Linked DNA regions of Mus musculus: region 2 is linked to region 1. Evidence: chromatin loops called from intact Hi-C (ENCODE). Cell type or tissue: heart. All regions are shown on one strand. Each heading gives the region's core, and the rest is flanking DNA. Links, peaks and the distances in the headings are about the cores only.

The links. Peaks named below come from ENCODE experiments on the same cell type or tissue, not always from the same donor. Only the 100,000 strongest peaks of a DNase experiment are listed, where the experiment ranks them.
Region 2: it touches region 1 in a loop (2.2-fold over the local background); 8 of 42 quality-filtered maps call a loop at or near these places.

What each region holds. Positions count from the first base shown.
Region 1 is chr13:54,712,420-54,720,745 of GRCm38, reverse strand. Cdhr2 (cadherin-related family member 2) reads right to left here. Exons shown (of 32, transcript NM_001033364.3): 2 at 8,067-8,129; 3 at 7,750-7,821; 4 at 6,691-6,830; 5 at 6,508-6,561; 6 at 5,034-5,120; 7 at 3,694-3,783; 8 at 3,011-3,136; 9 at 2,788-2,934; 10 at 2,618-2,693; 11 at 2,398-2,513; 12 at 2,070-2,303; 13 at 1,127-1,282; 14 at 876-1,037; 15 at 557-618. The coding sequence starts at 8,118. Among named protein-coding and RNA genes, the nearest start is that of Cdhr2, 15 kb to the right of the region's middle. In heart, for the core only: a CTCF peak has its summit at 3,644 (motif pointing left); no DNase peak of the experiment used is centred there; H3K27me3 peaks cover 4,964 bases.
Region 2 is chr13:54,763,429-54,771,754 of GRCm38, reverse strand. It overlaps Sncb (synuclein, beta), which reads left to right and starts at 5,160. Exons shown (of 6, transcript NM_033610.3): 1 at 5,160-5,450; 2 at 6,063-6,192. The coding sequence starts at 6,072. In heart, for the core only: a CTCF peak has its summit at 5,169 (motif pointing right); no DNase peak of the experiment used is centred there; H3K4me3 peaks cover 1,323 bases; H3K27me3 peaks cover 4,560 bases.

The DNA.
Region 1 (8,326 bases), core at 113-8,112:
TTTGAATTTCAGACAAACGAAAACACAGACATAAATGACCCTTGTGCAGTATTCCCAATATACTCATAATGGTGGATTGGTCCAGCTGTGAGTGCTCTCATGCTTCCAGGTGTTAGACATTTGGTCCATAGTGTGTGATGATGTCAGGGGTTGCAGGAGCCTCTGGGAGGTAGGACCTTTTGGGAAGTTGTCCCTCGTCCCTTCCCTTCCCTTCCTCTGGTTCCCTATCTTGTCATGTGATCTCTCTGTGTCATACAGGACCCCATCATGTGATTCAGTATACTATCAAGTCCTCACAGGGCACAGTGGATGACACCCCACGCCTCTGAGTCTCCAGAACTAAATAAACCTTCCTCTTTGTAGAATACCCTGCCCCGGGTATTTTATTATAGTCATAGAAAACCAATAATGTCTTTCCAATTGTTTTTCTGGAATGGACACACAGCTGGGCACTTTGTACTTTTTTCAGGGTGCTCTGTTGTTTCTCCCAGCCCCATGGCAAAGTAGAGAAGATTCCCATCCCCCACGCCCACCCCCAAGCACCTTAAGATCTTACCCATTTCCTGGAAGCAGACTGTAGGTGATAGGACCCCATTCATCCCCATCCAGGTCTGTAGCCTGTAAGGCAAAGATGGCAGAACACTGGAAACAGGGCCATCTGTGTCACCAAGAGACCCATCTGACACAGTTGCTGTGCATCCTGGCTCCAAAGCTCACCATGTCTGCATTCACACCTAGACACTCCACACACCCAGATACATCGTACGCACACTCGCAGAGACCCAGTGTCACTGAATGAAACAAAGTCTGGGACAGTCTGAGCTCAGGCCTGCTCAGCAGCTCTCCCCCAGCATGATCCAGCCAACATCACTCACCTGGATTTTGTCAGTGACCAGATAACCTGTTGGACAGTGCTCTGGCACAGTGAGTTCATACAGGCTCTGAGAGAACACAGGCCTGTGGTCATTGATGTTTCTAAGGTGGATGGTCACCGTGGCAACAGAGTAGTTGTTGCTGACTGAGTCAGTGGCCACAACCTGAGGACAGAAGAGCATGCATCGGTACAGGGTACAAGGGCCCAGTTGCCAATGGTGCCCGTATCCCTCAGCATCTCAGCACACCATACCTCCACAACCATCACTGTCTCCTTCTCATAGTCCACCATCTCTGAGTTTCTCACCACCACCTGCACACTGACAGACCCTGCTGCTCGCTCTGGGGACACATTGAAGGCTTCAGCATCCTGGCCATTCAGGGACAGCAGGAAGGTACCATTGTCGCCCTGTAAAGGAGGGTGATATAATACGGACTGTGCTGCTGCCGTCACCTTCCTGCGTCTTTCCCTCCCTCTCCAAGCTCTGGCCTTCCACAGAAGCTCTGCCCGGTGAGACAGTGAGATGCACAGAGGGAGTCAGAAAAGACTGAGACAGTAGTCCAGGCCTATGAAGTTGGGCTGGCTGCTCAGCTGTACCAACGCAGCCTCGCCCACCCTTCACCACTGCCAGCTTACCACACCCGCCAGCCTACGCTCACCACTGAGCAGCCTCCACTCCACCCCACGTCGTCGCCCCAGGGAACCGTGGCCGTCCCCGTCACTCACTACCATCCTTTCCTGGTAATTCCTTCCAGGTTGACTCAGATCACTTGGAACACCACCTTTCTCTGAGGCTCCTTACTTCCCCAAACCACAGGCTACCCAGAGCCAACAGCACCCGAAACACAACCACCCACTGTTGCCTAGCACCTAATGTCAACCCCCACTCCACACAGCCTCTGCTTAGCACCCCTCAGCATTCCCCTGGACATCACCAAACAGCACACAACAACAACCTCCTCTTTGTAGATCCCTGCTGCCCGCCATATTACCACCATATTACTACCTCCCCTCCCCACGGACCCCACACATTGCCCTGCCTTGTGCTCTGTAATTCACTGTCACGTCAACCTCAACCACTATCAGTCTCTTTCCCCACCTTCCCTCCCCCTTTGCTGCTCCCCTCCCACATCTGTGATCTTCCCCTTCCCCAGTCCTCCGACATCAGTGTCCCTCCCCTCTCCCCTGCACCTGCCTGGTCTGGATCATAGGCCACCATGGTCAGACCATCGATGGAGATTCGGGCAGAGGCATGCTCGTCCACGTAGCCTATGAAGTTGACTTGGGCCTCCTGGGGGCTAAAGGAGCAGCCAGGGAGGCTGCAGTTGTAAAATTCCGGCTTGTGGTCGTTGACATCTGTCACCCTTATTGTGACCCACATGCTTGCCTTGGCCTCTTGCCCGTAGATGTTCAGATTCTTCTCGGTGGCCTGAGGTGCAGAACAGAAGCCAACGAGCAGAGAGCGGTGCTCAGAGAGAGTGAGAGCAAAAGCCAAGGGGTTAGAGACGGGGAGTTCCACTCACCGTGACCTGTATCTGCACTTCTTCGTTTTCCAGAAGCAGCTGCTCTCTGTCCAGGGAGCCATTGACGAAGATGACCCCATCTTCCCTGATGTCGAACCACCCAGGCCTCGTGGAGTCTGATAGAGGGAGGCACTTGCAGCAGCTGTTTGCAGGGGCTCTGACTACCACGCCCCACCCCAGCCTCACCCAAGCCTTCTCCAGGGGACACCCAGGTTCTCACTGGAGACACTGTAGGTCACAATGTCATTGATGCCTTTGTCACTGTCCACAGCCTCCACGGTCAGCACGGACGTCCCCTGGGAGGAGGCTCGGTGAGTGCATCTGATCTTCTTCTCAGGCGGCCATGGCTACCCAGCACCCTCACCCCATACCACCTCCCCCAGCACATACCAAGGTGGCATCCTCAGCCACAGAGGCTGAGTAGAACTCCCTGATAAACCGAGGGTCCAGGTCTGGCTCATCAATCACTGAGATGGATACGAAGACCGGCTGGGAGCATTGGGTTTTTGGCTTGTTATCCAATATTCCCCCTGAGTCCTGTAGGGGAAAGAAAGCCTTCTGTGAGCCAGTGCCACAATGATGAGCCCCCTAGCTCTGCTTACACCCCACTCACACAGGCCTTCAGCTCCAGCTGGTAGAAGGCACTCTTGTTGTTGTAACTGAGCGTGTCATTCAGTACAATGGAGCCATTTTCCAGGATGCGGAAGAGATTATTGCTGTTGGCGGTGCTGGGGATGACCTGTGACACAGAGAACAGTTGGGTGAGGTCCCAGTGACACCACTGTTCCTCCTTACTGGCAGAGACATAGGGTCAAATCCTGGCTCTACCATGGGCCAGAGCACAAACGTGTCCAAGGAACTTAATCTCTCGGAGCCTCGGTTTCTCCCCTGGACTGGTATAGATGCCTGGGGGGGGGGGGTTGAAACTAAGTTTTTAGTTGGCGTACAAAAAGTTCAAAAAACACACGTGCCTCAGTTATCTGGGTAAGTTTGAGCAAGAACCCAGGGCCTCCCTGAGCCTTAAGCTCTCCTGGGAGCTATGAGTGTTTTAGCTTATAGGAGGCCTTGACAGTGCTGGTGAAGGGGGTGGAGGCAAGATTGGGTCCTCCCTCAGCAACTGGGAAAGTGTGACTTCTCCCTGTTGGGGGCTGAGGGTGGGGGGTGGGGATGGGGATGATCCGGAAAAAGGCTGGGGAGCCAGGGTTGTGGTTGTCTGTGAAGATGCTGCCCCCTGGTGGACGTAAGACACAGTGAGGCCGGCTCCCACCTGGGGCCCCAGGGACTCTTCACACTCACCTTCTCTATGAAATATTGCACCAAACCGGCTGTCCCTGTGTCCTTGTCCTCTGCCAGCACAGAAAACACCACAGAACCGACTGGCAGGGTCTGTAAGAAGGGGCTTTTCACCTGTATGTCCCTCCCACCCCAACCCTGGGCTGGGCCTTCAGCAGAGGCATCAGATGGTTAAGATGGGAATGCCCAGCAGGACAGCCCCACACACACACCCGATGAGCCTGAGATGTACAGTTAAGGCCATAAGTGAGAGAGCATTCTAGCCTGGGTATGGCTCTCCCCTACTCAGATATTCCTGAAGGCTCCCTGTAGCCCTATGGCCCATGGCCACGGTCGGATTCCCTCACACTTGGCTTCTGAAAGTTTCCCATTCTTCCCAGAACATGGCTCAAACAGTTTCAGTGGCCCTCAGAAGTCAGGCTGCTGCCTGTCTCTACCCTCCCCATGCTCTATCTACCCTCTAGCCTCTGAGGCCAGTCTCACCACTGCCTGAGGATTCCTGTCAGTCCAGACCTCTGCATCCTCTCTAGGTGGCCTAAAGTGACTGGATGGAAAGCCAGGCCAGTGTGTGCTGAGACCACAGAGAAATGGCCAGTCTTTCTGCTGAAGCTGCAGAGGCAGTGAGATAGCTCAGAGCCAGAGACACTAGGCTGCACACCTCAGGGCAGAGGCAGCCAGTGACAGAGAGACAGCAGTGACAGGGAGACAGCAGTGACACAGAGAGACAGCAGTGACAGAGAGATGGAGTGACACAGAGAGACAGAGTGACACAGAGACTTCAGTGACAGAGAGACAGCAGTGACAGAGAGTGACACAGAGATGGAATGACACAGAGAGATGGGATGGAGTAACACAGACTGCAGTGACAGAGAGATGGAGTGACAGAGAGATGGCTGTGACACAGAAAGACAGGATGGAGTGACACAGAGATGGAGTGACACAAAGACAGCAGTGACAGAGAGATAGAGTGACACAGAAAAACGGATTGACACAGAGATGGCAGTGACATAGAAAGATGGCAGTGACACAGAGACAGCAGGGACACAGAGATGGAGTGACAGAGAGACAGCAGTCACGCAGATGTGACAGGCATAGGTAACACTGTCACCACCGACACTGTCTAAATCAGCATACCTCCATTCTTCAGAAATATGCGATAATCACCTTTCTCTGTGTACTTTTCCTACAACTGAGAGATTTCTAATCTGAAGTGCTTTCCTGTAAAAAAGACGCCCCTGTTGTTATGGCCCTGCACCTCCCAGACCAGTTTCCAGGTCTCGCTCTACTGAGTAGTATCTTGGATGCCCTCCCCATGCCCTGCCCCACTAAGACCCCGGAGATACCTCATTGATGCTGGTGGAGAATTCAGTGTTCAGGAAAACAGGTATGTTATCATTTCTGTCTTCCACAATCACTTGCATCTCGGCTGTCTGCAGATGAGAAAGCCCAGGTGAGGTCAGAAAATATAACTTACAATGCCAGGATAGCTTCAGGGATGCTACACAAAATGCTGCTATCTAGCAGTATGATGTATGCCCCTTCCCTCCTCCATCCTCCCTCTCCATCCTTCATGGTTATGCGTGCGTGCGTGTGTGTGTGTGTGTGTGTTTGTGTGTGTGTGTGTGTTGTATATTAGGTGCATGTGAAGTTGCAAGCATTCAGTTTTTTAAATCTGGAACGTGTTTGCTCCATAACAGGGCATGGTTTAGCACTTTTTCTTCCCGTACTGTAATCCTTGATCAACCTGAGTACCCGATGAAGGGAATCAACTAAAGTACCCTGAAGGGTTCCCACGCCGTGAAACAGACGTGATGTTCTGTGCAACCTTGTGAGTGCCAGCAGAAAGTCTTTGACCAGATGCAGTCCCTTGGCACTGAGCCAGAACCATGAGCCATAATAAATCTGCTCTCTTAACTGCCTTTATTTATTTAAACAGAGCCTCACCTATCCTAGGCTGGCCTGAAACACACAGTAGCCAAAGGTGGACTTGAGCCGGGCAGTGGTGGCACACGCTTTTAATCCCAGCATTCGGGAGGCAGAGGCAGGCGGATTTCTGAGTTGGAGGCCAGCCTGGTCTACAAAGTGAGTTCCAGGACAGCCAGGGCTACAGAGAAACCCTGTCTTGAAAAACAAAACAAACAAACAAACAAACAAAAGAACTATAGATTCTTGTGCCTTCAGCTCCCAACCACTGAGATTACAGGCTTTTGCCACCAAACCACCATGACTTTAACAGGAGGATAGAGGAGGAGGGCTGGGGGAGCCACTCAGTGAAAGAAAGAAAAAATGGGGTGTATGCAGAGACTTGGAGACAACATTACGCCAGTCACTGAGCAGACACAGTAACTTTGAGACAACAGACACAGTCAAGACCACTCTGTTGCTCTTCTAGAGGACCAACAGTCAAACCCAACACCCATGTGGTGACTAATGACTGATGCGGCTCCAGTTCCAGAGGACCCAGCGCCCTCTTCTGGCCTCTGTAGGCATCAGGCATGCCCACAGTGTAGGGGCATACATGCAGGCAAAGCATTCACACACATGAGGTAAAAGATAATAATTTTTAAAAATCAGTAGTTATATTAGTACAAGCCAACACTGTCATTTTATAATCCAAATACTTAGTAGCTAGTAAATATCAAACGCTGGGTCATGTTGTATGACGAGGTAAAACACATCCTTCTGAAAATAATCAACACTGAAACACTATCAACTGGGGTACTCTCTGCTTGCCTGAAATAGACACGCGGTCAGAGGTGGACGCTTGGCACCATCTGCCCCACCCCTGGCCACCCTCCCCTCTCTCCTTTCACTCACTCTGATGTTGAGACCATCACTTGTGGAGATGGTGATCTTGAAGAAAGGAACTGTCTGTAGCAGCAGGGAGAAAAGAAGCCCTGTTCAGTGGGGGACCCCAACCATGCTCCCAGAACTCTGGCTCCAAGCACCGCCCCTGCCTGTTCCCTCTCCCCAGGCTTTCCCTGTCCCACCATCCTCTACCTCAAAGTCCAAAGGGCTGGCAAGCTTCACTTCCCCAGTGTTCGCGTTGACGGAGAAGTAGCTGGCGTTTGGGCCACTGATTCCATAGGTCAGGTGGTCATTATCACTGTCTGTAGCCACCAACCAGAAGGCCACGGCACCTACAGATGAACAAGGCTGACCCGGGTCCATGCCTACCTCTTTTAGGGTGGTTTGATTCAGCGGCCCACAGGGCAGAGATGCAGATGAGACTTGAGAGCTGGGATTCTGATCCCCCCCCAATCACCACCAATCCCCCCACAAACACACATCACCACCGAGAGCCTCTCTTCCTGTCTCTGTGCACTACGCGTCAGTAAGACTAGAAATGGCTGTACAGTGTTCTGTGGAAGACGCACTCTTGGCTGGAAGGTACATTGGCCATTTAATGGCTGGTTTTGTTTTGTATTGTTTTTGTTAAAACTGTGTTAAACGACCATCTCATGATAAGAGAGACCCTTTCTGATTAGAAAATGCTACGATGCAGGAAGATATGATTCTGGCTCGAAGGAAACATGGGAGGGATGCTTATCTGAGGTGTTCTGTCCTCAAGCTGATGAGCAAGAGTCCTGACTGAGGTCCTCTGTCCTACACAACCCCAGAATCAACCAATCTCAAATGGATCAGCAGAACGATTTTGTATCCAGAGAGGCTGGTTCCAGGACACTCCTGAGATGCTGAAATCAGTGGATACCCAGGACCGTCATGGAAAGTGGTGGGGCTTTTGCTGTAGAACCCAAGCCTGTCTTCCCTGATTTCAAATCCCCTCTAGATGACTGTAACACTGACTATGGTGGAAATAGTTGATTTATGAAGTAAGGACAAGAATAAAAGTTACTACAACCCCTCCTCCCACCCCCACCCCCACCCCCACGAGTATTTTAGCCCCTGGTGGCTGAACCTGCACTGTTAAACCATACATGCAGAGGGCTGACTGCACATGTGATCATTCAAGGGCTGTTCCTTAGACATGGGCAGGAGGTATGTGAGAATCTCAGGATAAACGCTGGGCTCTGTCTCAGCATAAAGACCCTTACTCACCCACTGGTAAGTCCTCTGGCAGGGTTACTAATGTCATATTGACCCCAAATGATGGTGGCGAGTTGGCTGTCACTGTAGGGACACACAGAAGAGGAGGTCTGGACACCCTGCACCTCACCACCTTTGGATGCCTCCCCCTTACATCCAACCTTCAGCCCAGATCACCCAACTAAGCCAAGACTCTTCTATAGTCCTCCCAGGGCCTACCTAGTGTGGGTCATTTTGTCTGGGCATTCACTAGTGAGACCCAAGTCCCACAAGGTCTTGCTGGGGGTCCCCAGTTTAATACTGCTCTTGCAGGGGAGGGAAGCACTCACCAGATACCATGAAGGCAGGAAGCAGTGCACAAAGCAGCCACAGCCAGGCCATCTTGAAGGGACCTAAAAGAAAAGGTGTCACGAAAAGGCAATTAGGCACAGCCCTCCCTCCTGACAAAGCCCACTTGCCTAGGTTTGGCCCCAAGCTATCTGTGTCCTTCATTCTGTAGCTCTGCCAGGGTCTCTGCCACCCTCTGTCCATCTTCCACAGGGAAGTCAGAGAGTTGGAAGGATGCTTGAATTTACACTTAACCCCAGAA
Region 2 (8,326 bases), core at 283-8,282, 51 kb before region 1:
CATTTTCCACTTTACTTCTGATAGACTGTCCTGAATTTCCTTAGAAAGTTCAAGACCAGACTTACCTTGTAAAGCTGTACTCACTGGTACTCTGTTCCCCCAGCTGAAAAGTTCTGAATTCATGCAGTTGAATCCTTCTCAACAGTCTGCTTTACGGGAACCTTTATTACCGCGACCCGCAGTTCTGGTTCTGGAATGAGGGATCTTCCTTGCGCCGGTGATGGTAATTTTCGTCCCAGGTTTTCACTTCCCGGGGTTTTCTCGTCCCGGAATTTCTCGTCCCGGGTTTCGGCACCAATTCTTATACGCGTTCTCACACGCCCGGCCAGGAAAGAACACAACAAACCAGAATCTTCTGCGGCAAAACTTTATTGCTTACATCTTCAGGAGCCAGGAGCGCAAACCCCCAGCCCCAAAAGCGAAAGCCACCCCAATAACGAAACCGAAACCCCTTCCCTATTTAGGAGAGTTATCTTTCGCCTAGGACGCATCACTCCCTGATTGGCTGCAGCCCATGGCCGAGCTGACGTTCACGGGAAAGGCAGAGTACAAGTAGTCGTAAAATACCCTTGGCACATGCGCAGATTATTTGTTTACTACTTAGAACACAGGATGTCAGCGCCATCTTGTGACGGTGAATGTGGGGGCGGCTCCCAACACTCCCCATCTGCTCTCACACAAGAAAATGTTAGGAGGCCCAATCTTGAGAGGGTCTTGTGAGTACTGCTCTGATTTTCAGATGTCAGTGGCCAGGTGCTGCCAAGAAAGCTGTGCCCCACACCACAACCTACCAGTTCCGCTGTGTAGGCTTTCTGGAGAGCACAGCCTCCTCTTTGATCTGGGAGGTTTCTTAAGTACTGTCTTAGTTGGATTTCACTGCTGTGAAGAGACACCATGACCAAGGCAACTCTTATAAAGGACAACATTTAATTGGGGCTGGCTTACAGGTTCAGAGGTTCAGTCTATTTTCATCATGGCTGGAAGTATGGCAGCATCCAGGCACAACCAGGCAGACAGGGTGCTGAAGACGGAGCTGAGAGTTCTGCATCTTGATCAGAAGGTATCCAGGAGAAGACTGTCTTCTAGGCAGCTGGTCGGAGGGTCTGAAAGCCCACCCCCACAGTGACACATCTACTCCAACAAGGCCACACCTCCTAATAGTGCCACTCCCTGGGCCAAGCGTTCAAATCACCACAGGTTCTTTCTACTGTCTCCATGTATCTCTTCACACCCTCCCTGGGCCTGAGCATCACTGTCATACAAATGGTGATCTCTCTGGCCCTGACCTAACACACAGAAAAGCATATCCAACCGCCTATATGAAGAATCCTTGGGTGTGTCCTGGTGACTCTGAGCCAGACCCAAGCTGCTTTCTCCCAACACAGCAGCAATTACAAAGTGAAAGTGAAGATCAGCCATGATGGTCCAGACTTGCCATCCCAGCACTCGGGTATAGATGAGCAGGAAAGTTACTAGACTCAGAAAAGCCAAGACTACAGCAAGGTCCCATCTCACAGAAGGAGTAGAAAAGAACAGAAGATAGGAAAAAAGAGCCCCATCTCCTATGGCCACACAGTGCTCCCACATGTTTCTGGCCCTCCTCCTGCATCCTCTCTGGCTACCTGCTCTTTGCTGTGGACACTGTGTGACCACAGGCCTGCAGCTCTCATTGCCATACCTGCCCCCACACCATAAGGGACTGTCGCCTTAAACTAACTTAAACAGTAGAAACGGCTAGGTAACTAACAGTCAGGCATCCCTTTAATCAGAGCACACGGGAGGCAGAGGCAGGTGAATCTCTGCAAGTTTGATCCAGCCTGGACTATATAGTGAGACCTTATCTTAAAACAAAGAAAAAACAACAAAACCACAAACTCCCCAAATCATCCCATGTCTTGCTGTTCCCTACGCCGAGACACAAAGGTCCATCTTTGTCCCTTCCCTTCTCTGTCTTGACCCGCTTTCCTGCACTCTTCGTCTTACCAGCATTCTGCGCACAGGCCACAGAAACTCTGACCAGCTCATCTAACAGACATCCACAACCAAACACCGACTGGCTCTACCTCTGGGAAGACAGAAAGCTCCACAGCCACCCTGCAGCCTGCAGTGATGCTGAGCCCACTGCCCGGCAGTCCACGGGAGGCTTCCCAGACACCAGGGCTGGGGTCAGTTGCTCGCTCTGTTGATGCTGGACACTCTAGGAAGGGTGGCATTGCTGTCCATGGCCACTAGCAAGGGCTGTCACCATCACCTCTTCCCCTCCTCATCAGAACAGACCCTGTGTTCCTGCTGAGACTAGTCTCCAGCTACAAGTGCCAGCCATGTGTCCTGCATGTGAGGAAGCTGAGGTAGCAGAGGTTGGCATTGTCTGTCTGTAGAGGAGGAGGGGGTAGGCTTTGCCTCAGAAGGTAGTGAGTCCCCAATCACAGGAGTGGACAGTTGCAATGTCATGAAGCTACGCATCTCCCGAGCTAGGGAAAATAACCACGCAGCACAAAGAAGAAAGGTGAGTGTATTAGTCAGGGTTTTACTGCTGTGAACAGACACCATGACCAAGGCAAGTCTTATAAAAACAACATTTAATTGGGGCTGGCTTACAGGTTCAGAGGTTCAGTCCATTATCATCAAGGTGGGAGCATGGCAATATCCAGGCAGGCATGGCGCAGGAGGAGCTGAGAATTCTATGTCTTCATCCAAAGGCTGCTAGTGGAAGACTGACTTCCAGGCAACTAGGGTGAGGATCTTATACCCACACCCACAGTGACACACCCATTCCAACTAGGTCACACCTATTCCAACAAGGCCACACCTTCAGATGGTGCCACTCCCTGGTCCAAGGATAATACAAACCATCACAGTGAGGAAGCAGAGCCATCTATCCTGGGACTGCCCCTTTCTGCCCACTTCCGAGGCAATTCAGTTATGGTTTTGTGGCTGTCATTAAAGAGTCCTGTCTTTCCTGGCGATGGATGTGTACAGACATCCCTGGGTACCCTCAGAGATTGATTCCAGGACCCACGGCAGGCACCGAAATCAGTGGATGCTCAAGGCCCTCATGTATAATGGTGTGACAATGTACATAGGCTGCACCCCACCTTCTGCAGACTCTAATCACCCTGGAGGACTTCTATGACCTGACACAGCAGGGTGCTAGGTAACTATCACTTAAAAGATAACGACAAAAAATTATGTGTTCAGCATAGATAATGTTTGTTTACATAATTTTCCTTCTTGTTTAAAATTTGTTTTTTTTTAAATTCTGTATATATGTGTACACACACACACACACACACACACACACACACACACACACAAGAGCACATCCCACAGGCCTGTGGAGACAAGAAGATTCCCTGTAGCTAGAATTATACCTGGTGGTGAACAGCCTCATGAGGGCACTGGGAACTGAACTCTGGTCCTCTGGAAGAACAGTCACTGGGCCATCTCTCCAGCTGGTCTTCTTGATTGGTTGTTGGTTGAGTCTAAGGTTGCAGAACCCTTTGATAGAAAAGATCAACTATATGTGTATATTTGTATGGAACATGTTTGTATATAATACATATGGTCTGTGATAAACACTTAATAGTGTGCACATATACACTTATATCTAATATATACAAATACTTATATACAATAAACAGATTGCTATGCATAAAACTATATTCTTACATATAACTTGTTAAATATGTAAGTATGTAATATAATTTTCTATGTATCGAAATCAGCTTGCTCAACACCTACAATCTTTGCACCGGCTTCTCACTAACACCATCTTTACTCATTAGTGTGTTGTTGATACGTGGGGTGGGGGCAGGGGAGAGACAGCTCATGGCTCCCAACCACACCATCACACTGTGCCACTGGGTGGATGTGCTATAAGGAAGTAACCAGATCTCTAAGAGGACGTTTAGAGCATTGTCAGTGTTTCCTACAGTGACTGTCCCGGCCCACGTGTAAGTGTGCACACGCAAGAATAGAGATCCGCAGGGTGAGTTCCTGGAAGGGGCACTGCTGATCCAAAAGGAGCATGCATTTATAGTCCTAGGAAACACTGCCAAACTGGCCTTCTTAAAGCCTCTGCCAACTTACAGCCCTACCACAGCCATGAGCATCCCCCCCCCCCCCGTGCCCTACTGTCTGCTGTTGGCACACCTCATCTCTCAAACGCCCAGACCAGCACTTCTGCCACCACTGCCCTCATCTGTGTTATATATCGTTAGCTTAAAACGCTCTTCTGATCTTGTTCCCGAGGGAAAACCTTACCCACCCCACGAGCCCCAAACTAAGTGCCACTTCCTTTTTACTTCTTTCCCTGACTCCCTGAGCTCACAGGGTCCCTTTCATCTGGGATGCCACACCTGCTTGGGTATAATTCTTTTATAGAACTGACTGAGGTCCTGCCGTGCATCTGGAATGCCCTCCCATAACCATAAACCATATGCTCTTGTCTGGGTCTTGAGCAGGTTGCACTGCATCCTGACTGCCCGTCAGCATGGTGGTGCCTCCCAGCCTTTGCCCTTGAGGGTCTGGTTCTGTGGATCTCACCCCCACCTGTCTAGGCCTACCTTGTTGCTTCTCCCGGATCTGTCTATTCCAAGTCGTTTCTTGGAAGAGGCCTTTGCTGTCTACCTACTTTGCCTCAAGTCCATTTCTTACATCAGCATTTCTCTGTCTTCCTATCTACTCTCACAGGCTGAAGTAACCCTGTATGATTCAAGTGTGGATACATTGATTTTGTTTCCTGCCTCTTGTCTCTGCACAGCCATGAGCGCGTCTTCCTGAGATACGAACCCTGCTTTTCTTTAGCACTGTTTCCACCCAACCTGCACCACCCATCCAAGCGGTGCCTAGAAGGGCATTGACTCCCTCCATTGGTTCTACAGAAGAGGAACCTTGCGTTTCAAAAGGTGAGGTAGGTAGTTCAAGATCCCACAGCTACTAACAAACGCAGCTAGGATTGGAATCGCTCTGAACTTCCAAGCCAACCGCATAATTTCTACACCAGTCCTCTCTCGCCGCATTGCCACCTCCCACCATCCTCAAAGACTACTCTTCTCCAGCACTAGGGTCCCCGGCTGCACGTCAGAGGCCCTCCCCTGGAGGCTCGCCTGCTCTGGGGAGATGTCACCCTCCCCGCCCCCTGTCAGTCAGGCGGAGGGGGCGGCGCGGCCACCAGGGGGGAGTGCTGAGCTCAGAGCTGCCGCAGCGCCGGAGCAGGAGCCGGAGCGGAGCCGGAGCGCGCGAGTAGCATCCTTGGTGGCAGAGCACCCAAGGCCAGAGCACTGCTGCACTCCAGCTCAGGAAAGGTGACTCAAGAGCCTGACCACGGCAGGACACCACTGGCCCCGAGTCCATCCATACCCAGCGTAGCCCAGCCCCGCGCATCTGCTCGCAGTAGCAGCCGCTGCCGCCACCACAGCTCCATCCCCCAGCCCGGCCCCGAAACCCAGGTGAGGCTCCGGAAAGAGCACCGAACTGGGGATCCAGGGGGATCTGGGGTAAGATGAGGAGCGGGATGGAGACTGCCCTGGGAGAAACGTGGGCACAGAAAAGGAAAGCGCTAAGCGGGCGCGGGCAGGTGCACTGCAGGATGCGCGTCTGTCCTCTCTGATTGCTACAGTCTGGGTGGACGTGCGGACGTGCGTCCGTGCCCGTGTGCCGGAGTGTCCATGCGCTTCTAAACGCCCCGTGTTCTGTGTGTGTGCACGTGAGCATGTCCATGGTGTGTGTTTGTATGCAGACCGTGTGACTGTTGTGTGTACAGACAGGCCCCGGTGTTCGCGCCGAGCCTAGCTTCCGGTTCTGCGGGCCTGCAGGTTGCAGATCTCCGGATAACTGAGGTGCTGGCCCCTCCCCGCATCCCGGGGTTTCAAGGACGCTAGGACTCGCCGCAGCATAGCTCTGAGGCCTAGACCTGGGAAGTAGAGAGGGTAGGAGGGGGCTCCCGGCCCAGAAGCGCGCCAAGTCTGAGGAAGGGAGGGAGGGGGCACCAGGTCCCCTGGGAGGGCCCGAGTGAGGGTGCAGAGCCAGCGCCCCGGCACTTGTGTGTTCGCCCTCCCCAGGCCGCCAGGATGGACGTGTTCATGAAGGGCCTGTCCATGGCCAAGGAGGGCGTTGTGGCTGCAGCTGAGAAAACCAAGCAGGGGGTCACCGAGGCAGCAGAGAAGACCAAGGAAGGCGTCCTCTATGTCGGTGGGCAAGGGGCTGCAGGGCTGGGTATCTCCTGAGGGTACCAGAAAGGGTCCTCAGAGTGATTGAGGGGTCTGGGCATGAGAATATGAGTCAGCAGATGGGCGAGGTCAGTAGGGGTCACTGGGGACACAGCCAGTCCATGGAATTGGGAGGTGGGGATGGGATGGGAGCTGGTGGAGATGATGTTCAAATGAAAAACCAGGGACCAAGGTGTTGAGCTCTCCAGAGTTTCCTTTTTCTTACCCCGTCATCACTATTAATAGTGACCTGGTGGGGAACCTTTACCTGAGGCCAAGAGCAATGAAATGCTATAGCATCTAACATTCCTGGGCTAGTCTACAGATCAGCGACTCTGGGGCCCTCTGTTAACCACTCTGCCCAAGGTCACACAGCTGGTAAAGCCAGAAGCCCGGGTATAAATCCCGCTGGAAAGCCCCACTTTCCTGGTTATTGGCGGGCTCTCTCCAGCTACCAGCCCCCGCCCCCCCCCCCCACACACACACAGCCTGTGGTTTTACCTTGGCAGTCTCTCCAGTTCATCGTCCCAGCAGCTGCCAGCTGGTATCAGGACAAAGGTCGGGAGGTTAATATCTCTCACCCAAAGTGTGAAAGGGGAGTTTGTAAGGGTTATTTGCATAATGAGAGAAAAGGGCTGGAAATGGAAGTTCACCCCTTGTTTCAGGGCTCAGATCATAGGTTAGGGCTTGCTCTTGTGGAAAAGAGCTGGATGTTTTGTCCAAGGTCATTTGCAGGCTTGGATTGTGACCATTAAAAGCATACTGTGTCTCGAGCGAGCGTTGTGTGGATGCCGAGAGAACAACGGAGCTGTGATCTCCTCACGGCAAGGCGCAGCATTTCAGGGGCAGGATCTGACATCGAGCAGCAAGTGTGGGGATCATTTGGGGGAAGAGAGCAAAAAGGGGAGCTACTGGCAGGTGGTGCACAGGATCAGCCCTGCACCTTACTTAAGGGTCCTGGGAAGGCAGAGAGGCAGGATGCAAAGAACCATAGAATGGGCGGAAAAGCAGGGGGCAGGACTCTTGTTGGAAGAGCTCAGATGGGCAGTCAAGAACCGATCCGTAAGAAGACCACATAGGTCAGGCTGGAGCATCCTTGTGATTGCTGTTAGAGGCTACAAGTGAGAGAGACTGACATGATCTGGTTAGTTCAGAATAGTTCCTTGGACCTTTGGGGACCGAGCAAATTGCAGGGAGACCAGGACACATTGCCACCTGAGACAAGAGCAGTAGTAATTAAGCCCAGCAGAAGAGTGTCTTGAGCCCACATCAGCCTAGCAATGCCCTGGCCTCCCTTCTTTACCCATCCCTCCTTCCTATCCTTCCTTAAACCCCAGGACCACATTATTGACTCTCTGCTCATAGGCTCTGCCTCTCCCGGCTGTGGTGTCTTCCCCCTAGTAGGTGCTTCCTTCCTTCCTCCCTTGCTCAAGGGAACCTCTGTGTTATGGCCTCTGCTCCTAGAGCCTGGCATGAGGTGCCCATCATGTCTTCCTCCGCCTACATTCCCAGCATGGCTTTTACCATACATACCTCGTGCCCTGGTCTTCAGGTGGAGTCCTGCCTGCCTGCTTTTGGGTTCCTCCTCCCTAATCTCTTTTTAGAATACCCATGTGTTCCCCATTTCTCAAGGCCTAGGCATTGTCCCCACCTCTTGCAGTTCCTTAGAGTCTAAATATCCTCTCCCTACTAATTAAGGACAGAGAGTGAGCCATTGGCCCAAGCTTTGCACATAAAATGTGCAAACAATCTGCTGGTGAGTGAATGAATAGTGTGCAGGCAGACTCCTATCCCTTGAGCCTCCAGAGTCTTGTTGGCCTCACCTTTTCCTCTAGCTAGCTTAGATTCATCTCCTCTGTGGTGGCCTTAGCCCAGCCTTTGGTTGCTAAATCTTCACACAACAGATTTCCCAAGCAAGCCCTAGAGGATACATACATTGTGGTCAGAATGTCTTGCCTCTTCCAATACTACCCAACCATCCTGGTGAAGACACAGCCAATGGCATGAGTGCCTTCTGCAATCTGAACCTCACCTTTAGACTCACCTGCACCTAACACTCTCCACTTTAGCCAGAGGAAGAGCTGGCCCTTTGTTTGGAGGAGACAGACTAGCAGAAG